Regions from separate parts of the Homo sapiens genome. Here all the other regions are linked to region 1. The links are chromatin contacts, found by Hi-C or POLR2A ChIA-PET in ENCODE. All regions are on one chromosome and are shown on one strand. Each heading gives the region's core, a stretch centred on a gene start or an enhancer-like site at or near the end of the contact. The rest is flanking DNA. Distances are from core to core; before and after follow the strand shown.

What was found. Hi-C counts contacts between places; a loop is a spot of excess contacts on that map. ChIA-PET counts read pairs that join two places held with the same protein, here RNA polymerase II (POLR2A). Pooled maps may share reads with other maps.
Region 2: a loop to region 1 is called in a map of B cell, with 33 times the contacts of the local background. The contact joins the promoter of AHCYL2 here to the promoter of COPG2 in region 1. A Hi-C loop is called at or near these places in 2 of 168 maps with a recorded cell type or tissue (B cell and sigmoid colon) and 10 of 50 pooled maps.
Region 3: a loop to region 1 is called in a map of CD4-positive, alpha-beta T cell, with 7 times the contacts of the local background. The contact joins the promoter of NRF1 here to the promoter of COPG2 in region 1. A Hi-C loop is called at or near these places in 2 of 168 maps with a recorded cell type or tissue (CD4-positive, alpha-beta T cell and naive thymus-derived CD4-positive, alpha-beta T cell), 1 of 37 single-sample maps with no recorded cell type and 10 of 50 pooled maps.
Region 4: a map of CD8-positive, alpha-beta T cell shows a loop between it and region 1 (12-fold over the local background). The contact joins the promoter of SMKR1 here to the promoter of COPG2 in region 1. A Hi-C loop is called at or near these places in 1 of 168 maps with a recorded cell type or tissue (CD8-positive, alpha-beta T cell) and 3 of 50 pooled maps. POLR2A ChIA-PET finds 5 or more read pairs at or near these places in 1 of 52 experiments (OCI-LY7).

Annotation. Positions count from the first base shown.
Region 1 is chr7:130,667,474-130,670,325 of GRCh38, reverse strand. COPG2 (coat protein complex I subunit gamma 2) reads left to right here and starts at 1,578. Exons shown (of 24, transcript NM_012133.6): 1 at 1,578-1,694; 2 at 2,792-2,844. The coding sequence starts at 1,658. TSGA13 (testis specific 13) reads left to right here. Exons shown (of 8, transcript NM_052933.4): 8 at 1,143-1,683. The coding sequence ends at 1,312. RefSeq lists silencers at 1,206-1,315, 1,406-1,995 and an enhancer at 2,266-2,375.
Region 2 is chr7:129,223,682-129,226,399 of GRCh38, reverse strand. AHCYL2 (adenosylhomocysteinase like 2) reads right to left here and starts at 1,370. Exons shown (of 17, transcript NM_015328.4): 1 at 961-1,370. The coding sequence starts at 1,323. RefSeq lists silencers at 1,037-1,286, 1,407-1,476 and an enhancer at 1,757-1,866.
Region 3 is chr7:129,610,296-129,613,012 of GRCh38, reverse strand. NRF1 (nuclear respiratory factor 1) reads right to left here and starts at 1,293. Exons shown (of 11, transcript NM_005011.5): 1 at 1,189-1,293. RefSeq lists enhancers at 6-145, 1,826-1,875 and a silencer at 446-1,435.
Region 4 is chr7:129,501,069-129,504,018 of GRCh38, reverse strand. It overlaps SMKR1 (small lysine rich protein 1), which reads right to left and starts at 1,488. Exons shown (of 2, transcript NM_001195243.2): 1 at 1,192-1,488. The coding sequence starts at 1,194. RefSeq lists silencers at 1,340-1,679, 1,740-1,789.

The DNA of each region.
Region 1 (2,852 bases), core at 329-2,828:
CTCAGTCCAAATAGTCCTGATACCGAAGGCCTGGGGTCATATTATACCATCCCTTAACTGGCTTCTTCAGGCTTCTCTGCTCCTGCTATACCTATCTGCCACCACATCCCATCCCATTTCCACCTACTGATGCTCTTAACTCCGTAAATACTGCACAGCTAAAAACAACCTGTGGTATTAAACAAAACTTCATAGATATACAGAAAAGCTGAAGAACAGCAGAGAATGATTGATCTTGCTTTACAAGGGGCTAGTCTTAGGGTCAGCCCCAAATCTGAACTCAGGTCCTTCTACTTCTCAGCAGGTCTCCGGGGCATTACCCACCTTGAGAACCTCTGGGCCTATTATCTACACTGTCTCTGCCTAGGTTCCCAATACCCTTGGGCCAAGGAAGAGGAAGAGGATGTTTCCTTCCCCAAAGCCTGTTTATTTTCACCCCCAGAATAAATGAGTGCAGACTTCTATTTCCTTCAAAGAAAACTCCACCTACAAAGTATGACTTGACCTTTACAAGCCATATAAAGCAAACATAGTAGTTAATAGTACATTTAGTCAAGTCGGAGTTAAATCTTAAATGATACCATATGTAGGATATCAACAGTTCATCTTAAATCTGTATTTCAGGGAAAGAATTTCTCTAGGATGTAGAATGTAATCTAGGTTAGAATTTCTCTAATTTTGCAGGGGCACGATCCTGTTGAGTATAGACCCAATTTACATTTCTAAACAAGTTATGCCAGTGAAGCCAAAGGCAGACAAAGTTTCTTAGCTACACTCTTAGACAAGAGAACAGAAAGCCAGCATACACTCTGAGAAAAAGAGGAACATGAGTTAGGAATGAATGCACGTTAATTTAGTGAGTTTCTTAAGTGTCAATATGGTTTCAGATGGAATCATTGAAAGAAATAGGCTTGAACAAGGAAGACTCTAAACTGGCAATGAATTTTCCACTGGGTTTTGATGAAATGAAGGAATCCAAAAATTATAAAATAGGTTGGGAATGGTATTACACGGTCCAAAATCTACCCTCTAAAGACCAGCCTCTGGTCCCTCCAAGTGCGTCTCCTTTACATCTCACATTAAGTATCCTTCGAGTACTTCTGAAAAGCCACATTCACCAGGGTGCCTGTGCTTTGTCGTAGCTTCCAAGAAGTCAGCGAGTGAAAGGCCAATTTCCAAAGTGATTCGGGAACCACTGACACTCGCATCGCTCTTGGAAGACATGCCCACCAGAACCGCGCCCGGGGAGAGCGCCTTCCGCAACGGGAGGGCCCCGCAGTGGATTATCAAAAAGGCCACGGTCATCGGGTGAACACAGACCCCTCAGTCCTCCCGCCTCGCTCTCTTGAGACTGAGGGGTCCGCAGAAGTCGCCACCCAAATAAAACCACATTCCTGCTGCTGCGGGCGTGGGCTCCCGGGTCGCAAGCCGGGAGGGTCGAGCCGAAGTCTCCGGCGGGCCGCAAGAGGAGAAGGGGGCGTGGCTGCGTCCCGGGGGCCGAGGGCGGCCGGGGAGGGCGGGCCTTGGCCCCGAGTGAAGGCGCGGCGGCCCAACCGGCGTGAGAGCGCGGGGCCGGCCTTCCTGCAGCCTCTTCCGCTCGCCGGCTGCGGCGCCTGGGACGGTTGCGGTGGGTCTGGGCGCTGGGAAGTCGTCCAAGATGATTAAAAAATTCGACAAGAAGGACGAGGAGTCTGGTACGCGCGGGGCTTCCGAGGCCCACCCTCAGCCGCGGGACGCCCCTTCCCCCGCCCGCCGCCACCTGCTTTCAGGCCGGCGGGGCTGGGGGCGTGGGCGCCGCCGTGCCAGGGGGCCGGAGCTGGAGCCGGCCCCTCCCCTCCCCTCGCGGCTGCCCGGGGCCTGCCCGTAGCCCCTCCCCCGGGCGCCGGAGCCTCCCTTCGGGCCGCGCGCTCCCGCCCCGGCGCCCGCGCGCGCCCCGTTCCCGCCCCTCTTGCGGCGCAGCCCCTCCGAGCCGCCTCCTCCCCTGCGCGCGGGCCTCCGGCGGGGGCCGAGGGCGTGCGCGCGTCTCCGCGTCCAGGGGTGCTGGTAGGGTCGGACCCCTAGTGGGAGCACCCTGTTCCCGGGGCTGGGGTCGACGGCACAGGGTGTGTGTGGAGGAACGTTCAGGTGCCTGGTACCTTATCGTTTTCCTGGGGTCACCGGCTCTGTCCAGGTCCCCGGGGGCAAGACTGTCCCGTGGGACACAGCTCGTTGAATGCTCAGGTGTCCAGAAGTGACCTGCGTCTTGATGCCCGTCTTTGGTCCAGAGCAAATGGGGAAGATGCCAAGCATCCTCAAAAAGAAAAAAATTCTCAGTGTTTGGTAGCATCTCCCACAGTGTGAGAGGGGGTTGGGTTAGTCAACCTCCATGGCCTCTTGCACCTTTACGCCTGCATGATTCTCTGGGAAACTTCGTTTCTGCCTCTCCTTAAGTGTTAGAAACACATAAAATACTGCTTACCTAAGGAAATCAAAAGCACCCTACTACAATCTCATTAATCTTCGTTGTTGTGGAAATGACACATTTTTAACATTCATGGAAAAAGAGGGCAGGGAAAGAAGACACTCATTTTGGAGAGGGTTGCTGCGAAAGAGAAGTCTCAGCTCTTCGAGTATGGCAGTGACAGAGCCGGGATCAAAATGATTTCATTCAGTTCGTATGCGTATTAGCCATGATTATCACTGTGCCATCCAAGTGTTCACTTCCCAAGCATTCAGTACCCTTCTCTGGAAAGTATATAAGTTTGTGTAGAACAGCTGTTCAGGACATTTTTTTGTTTTGTTTTATAAATAGGTAGTGGCTCCAATCCTTTCCAGCATCTGGAGAAGAGTGCTGTTTTACAGGAGGTATGACT
Region 2 (2,718 bases), core at 121-2,620, 1.4 Mb after region 1:
GCCCTGTTTTTCTGTGCTGATTCAGCTTTAAGAGAGAAAGAAAGACAAGCTTTGAGAGAGACAGACAACTATGGATAGACAATGTACGGGTAATACAGGGCTATCATCCACCTAGGCAGTTACTTCTTGGTATTCTGAGACCTCCTCAAAACTGTCTGAAAGAAGCTGACGCCTAAGACCGAAAACCCCACAAAGATCGTCTTTCCCAAAAGTAGCAGCATTTCTTCCTATCACTTTCAGATTATAATAAAGCAATCAATAAGACATTCATTCTCTTCATACACAGCCTAATAATCCTGGTGACCAACTATACCCAGCAGGGAGGACAAAGCTCTTAACACGAAAGAGTGAGGAGAATCTCTCCATTACCCTTTTACATATTCAGGGAAGAGAGAATATCGCAGTCGCTGGAAATGAAGGGCACAGCATCGTGTTGCTGTATGGCCACGGTTGGCCACAGAAAGGCAGAAAGTCATCAACTGTATGGAAACCAGACAACTCTGACGATTTCTATGCAAGGTGACTACACCTTACTCGTTCTCCAAGTATTAAAGATCTTTTCATCCTTATTGCTGTGTGAACTCCCGTGAGCGGTAAGGTTTTTCTATACTATCGAGGTCTCTTCCCCGATAGGCTGGAAAATCACACCCGGGAGCGTGTTGGGGCCGCGGGACGTACTATTAGGTGTCTCTCCTCCCGCTGCCTATTCCAAGTAGTAGGGGAGAGCGCTACCTCCATGTTATTCAGAGCGAAGTACGGCCGTGCCTCCTGGAGTCTCCGCTCCCAGCACGAGGGGCCGGCTGGGGGGCATCTCTGAGAGAGTGGGTTTAAGGGGACAAGGGGTATCTCCGGTCCTGCGATCAGAAAGGAGGGCGTGGAGGGTGGTGCCGCCGTGCCGAGAGGATCTGCAGTTCCCCTCCCCTCCCTTCCTCTCCTAGAGAGGCAGCCCGGCCCCAGTACCTTCTTGACTGTGCGCGGCGCCTCGGTGACGGTGCCGTCGGGGCTGACCAGGGCCTCGCCGCCGTCGCGGTGCCGCTGGTGCTGGTGATGTGGGTCGCTCCGCTTCATGGCCGACGCCTGAGGCACCTTCCCGGCGGCGGGGCTGAGAGCGGCGGCGGGCCCCGAGCCCGGGCCGGGGACCGGGGGCCGCTCCGCGGCGGGAGCTGGAGCCTCAGGGTCTCCACCGCCCGCCGGGGGGGCCATGGCGCCCACGGCGGCCGTGCTCAGTCCTAGTTGCGACTCCGCCTCGGAGGGGCTCAGGTCCTTCAGCTCCACCTCAGGCACCTTGGCGGCAGCCGCGGCTGACACAACCTGCACCGACATCACCGCCTCCGCTGCAACCACCGGCTCAGACTCCAGCTCCTGCTCTTGGTCGGCCCCGCCTCCCACCTCCCTTCCTCTTCCCTCCCCCATGTCCCCACTCCTCCCCTCCATCGCCTCCTCTCCCACCCCCTTTCTCCGCCCGCCAGTCCCGGCCCCTCCAGCCCCGCCCCGCCCCGTCCCGGTCTGGCCTCGCGCGAGGCGCCACGGAACCTGTAGTGCGTTTGCTCCCGGCCGCACGCGGCGAGAAGACCGTGGGACCTCAGGCCCCGACCTACACTGCGCGCCCCATGGGCGGGGCCCGCAGCGTCCCCTGGGAGTTGTAGTCCTTTCAGCCTTTCCTCCACTAAGTGAGATTCAGCCGAGGAGAGGGAGCGCTAGGGCCGGCAGCTAACAGAAAGGAGTGAGGATAGGTGACTCGACGGAGGGGATGAGGAAGAGAAAGTCTCCAGAGGAGTTGTGACTTCCGGGGAGGGAACGCCAAGAAGCCTTAGGGGAGGGGAAGTGGTAGAGGAATGGCTCGTTGTCCTGACAGCGTGAAGTTCCTCCGCGCGTGCCCGTCTGCGATCACGTGAGCGAGTATTTAAAGGAGAAGCGGCGGCTCCAGGCTGGAAGTGGCTTTATTTTTCTTTGTGATATTGAGAACTCAACACCCTTCCAAACTTCAGTGGCTTTGTTTTTAGAAGGGATAAAGTAGGACCTTGCTTGCTGTGGCGCTTTCTGTCACATTCTGGGTTTGGAAGCTAAGATCATTCCTCAAAGAAGTTAGGTATCACTAGATCAAAATTCAAGGCTGAGGAATTACACGTTGCCTTAAACGAGGCCAAATCTTTTCACCTATAATTCTAATAGGGCAATCATCTGAAATTCAGATACATATATCAGCATAGAGGGATATGAATAGTGAATATGAGTAGTTAATTTCCTAAGTGATGGGATTTAAGGTGATTTTTACTTTGTACTTTTCTGTATTATTTTTAAATTTTACATTTAGAGGATGTAAGCAAAAAGACATGCACCGCAGCGTCCTTTTTAATAACAAAAAACTGTCTAAAACTAATGTCCAACAAATAGAGCAATTGTTACAGCCTTTGAAAATCGTTTGCCAGCTGGGCATAGTGGTTGACGTCTGTAATCCCAGCACTTTGGGAGGCCAAGGCCGGCAGATCACTTGAGATCAGGACTTCAAGACCAGCCTGGCCAACATGGTGAAACCCCATCTCTACTAAAAATACAAAAATTAGCCAGGCGTGGTGGCGGGCACCTGAAATCCCAGCTACTTGGGAGGCTGAGGCAGGAGGATCGCTTGAACCTGGGAGGCAGAGGCTGCAGTGAGCCAAGATCATGCCACGGCACTCCAGCCTGGACAACGGAGTGAGATGCCGTCCCAGAAAAAAA
Region 3 (2,717 bases), core at 44-2,543, 1.1 Mb after region 1:
CACCAGCTCTAAAATAAGCAATTAATATATTCTAATCTAATGCTTAAGAAGAATGGAGAGCAGGCAACAGCTCCTCCAACTGGTTGGAGCAGATATCACTGGAAGCCCCCCAAGTATTAAGATTTTTAAACAACTTCAAGTTCTGGTGGGCACAGCCAAATACACTGCAGAAACTTTGGGACCAGCAGCCACGACACAACAGGTGAGAGAGGCAGCAGACATCATTGCACGATGGAGTGCACAACATTCAATGACAAACCCGAAAAGGTCTGGGGATATGGGAAAATACCATGCACACGGCCATCTCAGAGCCCCTGTCTTTCCAGTGGCAAAAGGTTCTGTTCCTTCGGAGGGGCGTGCCACTCCCCCTCTCCCTCACCCAGGGGACCACCACCCCAGGCACAGGAAGAACCGCGGCCCCTCCGCGGGCACATCTCAGCTGGGGAAGAAAACACAATGTCGCTCCTTATTTCTGCGTACAAAAGGACTTTGCGCCCTCCTCCTCGAACTGCCGCCCCGGCCACCTCCTAACTTGCAAGAAGGTGGGCAACGCGCCATATTCCAGCGTCCCCCAGTCTACCTGGGTAACAAGCCCACGCCACCCCGGCAGGAGGGAAGCTTCGGAGGTCGCCCAAAGAGCCAGCCTCCTCTCCCGCAGGAGACAGCGGCTCCCGCGCCCCAGCCCGGCCCCACCGCGCCGCCCGCCCGCCCGCCCGCGTACGAGAGCCGGGAAGGGCCGAGGGGGCGAGCCGAGAGCCGCGGCTCCGGTCCCGCGCAGCCCGCCCACCTCCCGCTCCCGGGCCCGGCGCACTCTCCCGCGCCTCCCGCTCCCGAGCTGCGGGAAGGCCGGGCCCCGGGTTCCACGGCGGGGAGAAGGCCGCGGCCCCGAGAGCCCCAGGCGGCGGAGGAGGCCGGAACCCTGGGGCTCTCGGGAGGGCAGCGCCTCCCTCCCGAGCCCGCCAGGACGCCTGGGGCCTAGTGCGGCCTGCGCATCCTCGGGGTGGCGGTTTGGCTGGGCCGGGCCGGGGCCCCCCGCCCGAGGCGGGCCGAATCCGGCGGGGGCCCAGGCCCAGAGCCGGGGGCGGCAGGGTGCCGGCTGCGGGGCGGGCCGGCCGGCCGGCGGGCGGGCGGCGTGTTGCGGCTGCGCCGGGGCTGAAATAGCTGGAGATTGCGCGGTAGGGCACTCACCTCAGAGCGGCTGCGCTACCGTGGGCCTGCGCCGTGGAGACTGCGACCGCGCCGGCTCCTCGCAGCCTCCTGCCACCAGCGGCAATGGCGAGCGCTGCCGCTTCTGCCGCCGCCGCCGCCGCCGAGGAGGGGGAGGGGAGGGAGAGGGCACGCACGCGACGCACGGCCCGGCTTCCCCGCCCGGCCGCCGCCATGATGAGGAGGTCGGCGCGGCTGTGCTGCGGGCAGGCAGCGGAGAGGGCTCGCGGCGAGGGCTCCAGCTTACCCCGCCGCCGCGTCGCGTGCACGGAGCGCTTCAGAGGTTTGGAGGGGGCCGGAACCTCAAAAGCAACTGGATGAGCACAACGCGGACGCCCCGGAGAAGCGGCGCAAGCGGGCCCAAAATGGTTGCTGATCAGACGAGTGGCATCTCTCGCCCCCCTACCGCGGGAATTGGGACCTCCAGACTGTGCCTGGGGGATCGGCAAGTGGTTCCCCTCTGGTTTTTTCGGCGCTGCCTTCCCGGTGGTATCCTCACTCTCTCTCTTTGAAATGACCTCTGCTTTCCTATCTCTAACTCTTCCCAGATATTTGAAAGCAAGTTTTTGTACAAAGCAACATATGAATGTATTCAGCCATTCGATCGTTCGGCGAACATTTCTAGGTGTCTCGTGCTGTGCCAGATATTGTTCTGAGTGCGCTGAAGATGCACCTGTTAGCAAGACAAAGTCCTGGCTCCCACGGAGCTTATTCGAAGCAATAGGGGCCCCCAAGCAGGTGCCTGAGAAGTAGGGAGGGGTGGACAGTGGGAAAACAACCTAACGGTGGAGACACACGAGGGGTCTTTTTTTACTTTTAGAAACGGGGGTGGGTGGTCACCCTATGTTGCCTAGGCTGGTCTCGAACTCCTGGGCCCAAGCGATCCTCCCGACTCAGCCTCCCAAAGTGCTGGTATTACAGGACACCATGCCCGGCAGAGGGGTCGTTTTTGTTGTTTTTTTAGTGTCGTCAGGAGACTCCCTCCATCAGAATTACTCAGGCTGATTGTTTTGAGTCCTGGGACCCAGTTGGTATCCAGAATCTTGGCTTGTTTGCCTAGGAACCTGCATTTTCACATCCCCATCTCCACACCCCTGGTGATTCTTATGCATATAATAATGTGAAAAGCATTGCATTGAAGAATTGCTAAAGGGTGTCAGAAAACGGATTAACAAAATCAGGAAGCTTTAATTTTCAAGATTCTATTAACCTCAAAATTCAACATATCCAAAAATTGAATGTCTTTTTCTCCAGTGTTTTCTAGGAGAGTGCCAACACTAGCCACCCAAGTGCTCAAGCCAGAAACCTGGAAATGATCCATTACTCTTTCCTCTGTCTCTGGAGTCCCCATGTTAAATTAGATGTGTTTGTTTGTGAGACAGATTCTCACTCTATTACCTAGGCTGGAGGGCAGTGGTGCAATCATTGTTCACTGCAGCCTCGACCTCTCTGGGCTCAAGGATCCTCCCACCTCAGCCTCCCCAGTAGCTGGGACTACAGGTCCCCACCAC
Region 4 (2,950 bases), core at 239-2,738, 1.2 Mb after region 1:
CTGTCTCTACTAAAAATACAGAGATTAGCCAGGCATGGTGATGCCTGCCTACGGTCCGAGCTACTTGGGAGGCTGAGGCGGGAGGATCACTTGAGCCTCAGAGATGGAGGCTGCAGTCAGCTGTGATCACACCACTGTACTCCAGCCTGTGTGACAAAGTAAGACCCTGTCAAAAAAAAAAAAAAAAAAGGTAATAGCTCTTTACCTTTAATAGCTCATGGAATGACTCTCAAACCAAGAAATTTTTACTTAATCCTTTTACACGAAACAAACTGGAAAGAACACAGAAACTTAATGATTTCTACACTAGAGTCTAATGAGGAATAAGGCTTTCCAAGGAAAAACAGGCAAAGCACCAGAGGTGAGGTGCAAAGGGCTGTGGGCGCTGAAGGAGCGATGGGGAAGCAGGAGGCAGGGTCCTTCTGATCCAAGCCTCAAAGAAAACGGATCAAGACAGGGAAGGCGCAAGGGGCTTCCAGAAGAACGCGGGTTTAGTGTGGGATGCAGGGTTTTTGTTCGTTTTGTTTGTTGTTGTTTAGCAGAGAAGATATGGCAGAGAAAGCTCGAGGTTGAGGCCCCTTTAGCAAGGGCTCTGTGCGCCCAGCTCAAGCGTGCAGTACTTAGTTTAGCAGACAATGATGCCTCCCTGAGGACTTGGGGCAGGGGCTGGAAGGTCACAGCCCTTCTGGAAAGAGCAGCGAGGGTTGGAAGGAGGTCGTAAGTGACTGGATGAGGGCTGAGAACAGGAATGCTGTTGACAGCAAGGTGGTGGTACCAGGCTCACTCTCTGCTTCCTGAGTCTGCAGAGCAGTGGAGAATCCCGCGCGGGCACCCAGGGTGGCTACGGCAGCTAACAGCTCGGACCCGTCACTGTGGGCATGGCCTGGCGCCCTGACGTGCCACACCACGGTGCCACCCTCCCTTTATTTTCCACATCAACCGTCTGGGTGTGGGGGCTGCTCAACAGGACCACGACCTAAAACCTGGAAAGACGGCTGGCCTGACTCCGCGGCTGCTGCGCCCCCAGCAGGCGCGGACCGCCGGGCACCCCTTGTCCCTCCATCTTTTCGCCACGCGTTGAGGTCGACCCCAGGGAGAGGCGGTGACCTCGGCGCCCGCGCCTCTCCGGGACAGCCTGGGGCTCCACGGCGCGCGCCCTGGCCCCGGGTACTTTAGGGAGACGGGGATTACCATGGCGATTCTCAGCCGAGCAGGCAGGCGTGGTGGACTCTCCCGATCCCGAAGCCCTTAGCATCCACCGGGGCCGCTGCCCCCAGCGCCCGTTCCCCTAGCACCCCCGGCCCCTTCTCGGCCCTCCTCAGGGAACCGCCACGGGCCCAGCCTCACTACGCCTCCCCGCCACGCCTCGCTGGGAGGAGCGCGGCCGGCTCGGGAGGCAGCCAGCCGCGGAGCCGCCTGGACGCGAGGCACCTGCTTGCCCCACGCGGCACCTAGGCCGCCGCAGCTGTGGGCGCTGGGCCGGCGTGCGCCTCGGGGGCGGGGCCGCGCGCACAATCACCGGGCGTGGGGCAGGGCCTCGCCGTGGTTACCGTTGCCAGGGCAAAGCGGCAGCGCGCGGAGGGTGAGCGGAGCGGGGTTCCGGGCTTGCGCGCGCGGGATGGGCCGTCACCTAGTACGAGGCCGACCGCGGCCTCCAGCGCCCGGAAACCCAGTTCGGCGCTTTAGCGTCTGGGTTTGGGCTGCCGGAGCGGCGGGCGCGGGGCGAGGGGGCGGGCGCGGGGCGAGGGGGCGGGCGCGGGGCGAGGGGGCGGGCGCGGGCGGCGCTCCCACTGGGGTGGCACTGGGGTGAGAGCGCAGGCTAGGCCCGCTCACTCGGCCAACCTGGGAGAGATCATCGGAGAAGCTCTTTTGGGAAACGAGCATAAGGACTGTGACGGTGAAGGGAGAATATCATGGGAAATGTTTGCAAAAGAGCCGGATAAAGAGAGTAAGGGCCCGAGAGACTAAAGGGGTGGGGAGGGAGTTCATGTGCAGGTAGGATTGGGCGAGAAAGGTACAGTAGGTACAGTTTTGCCTCCAACCTTGCCAGTTCCAGCCTCCCTCCCTGCAGGTGAAGTCTACACTTCGGGTGGTACGACTCATTCTTTTTTATGACTGGTCATTCCTTTTTTTTTTTTTTGAGACCGAGTCTCTCTCTGTCGCCCAGGTTGGAGTGCAGTGGCGCCATCTCGGTTCACTGCAACCTCCGCCTCCCAAGTTTAAACCATTCTCCTGCCTCAGCCTCTTGAGTAGCTGGGATTACAGATGCGTACCACTATGCCCGGCTAATTTTTGTATTTTTAGTAGAGATGGGGTTTCGCCATGTTGGTCACGCTGGTCTCGAACTTCTGACCTCAGGTGATCTGCCCGCCTCAGCCTCCCAAAGTGCTGGGATTACAGACGTGAGCCACTGCCCGGCCTATCATTCCTTTTTATTCAACAGTTATTGAGCATCTGCCACGTGCCTGACACTCTTCCAGGCCCTGGAAATTGAGCTCTGAATGAGGCAAAGTCCTTGTTCTTTTAAGGGGTGATTTGGGGGAGGTGGTCGTGGCTGAAATGGAGGGCCTGGCAGACATTAAAAGTGATAGGGACAGTATGGCATATTGCATTAAATTGATGTGACCACTGGGTGCTCTTTTAGATTGGTGACTGGGGAAGGCCTCTCTGAGGAGGTGACGTTAAAACAGATCTGGATGACAAGGAGCAGTCAATTATGCCAAAATTAGGGACAGGGGGAGGAGGCTAGACCAAGAAGCAGGAGTAGGGTCCTGGAAGGCTCTGCAAGGATGTGGTGTTTTGTTTGCTTTCTCTTGAAAGACAAACTGGCTTCCAAAGAGGACTGTTTATGTTCTAGGTTCTCTTACATATGCTTTCCCTAATCCTTCATTAACAGAGCAAACCCAACTTCCAGCTACTTTTAATATGTCTGTGAGTTTTTCTTATGAGT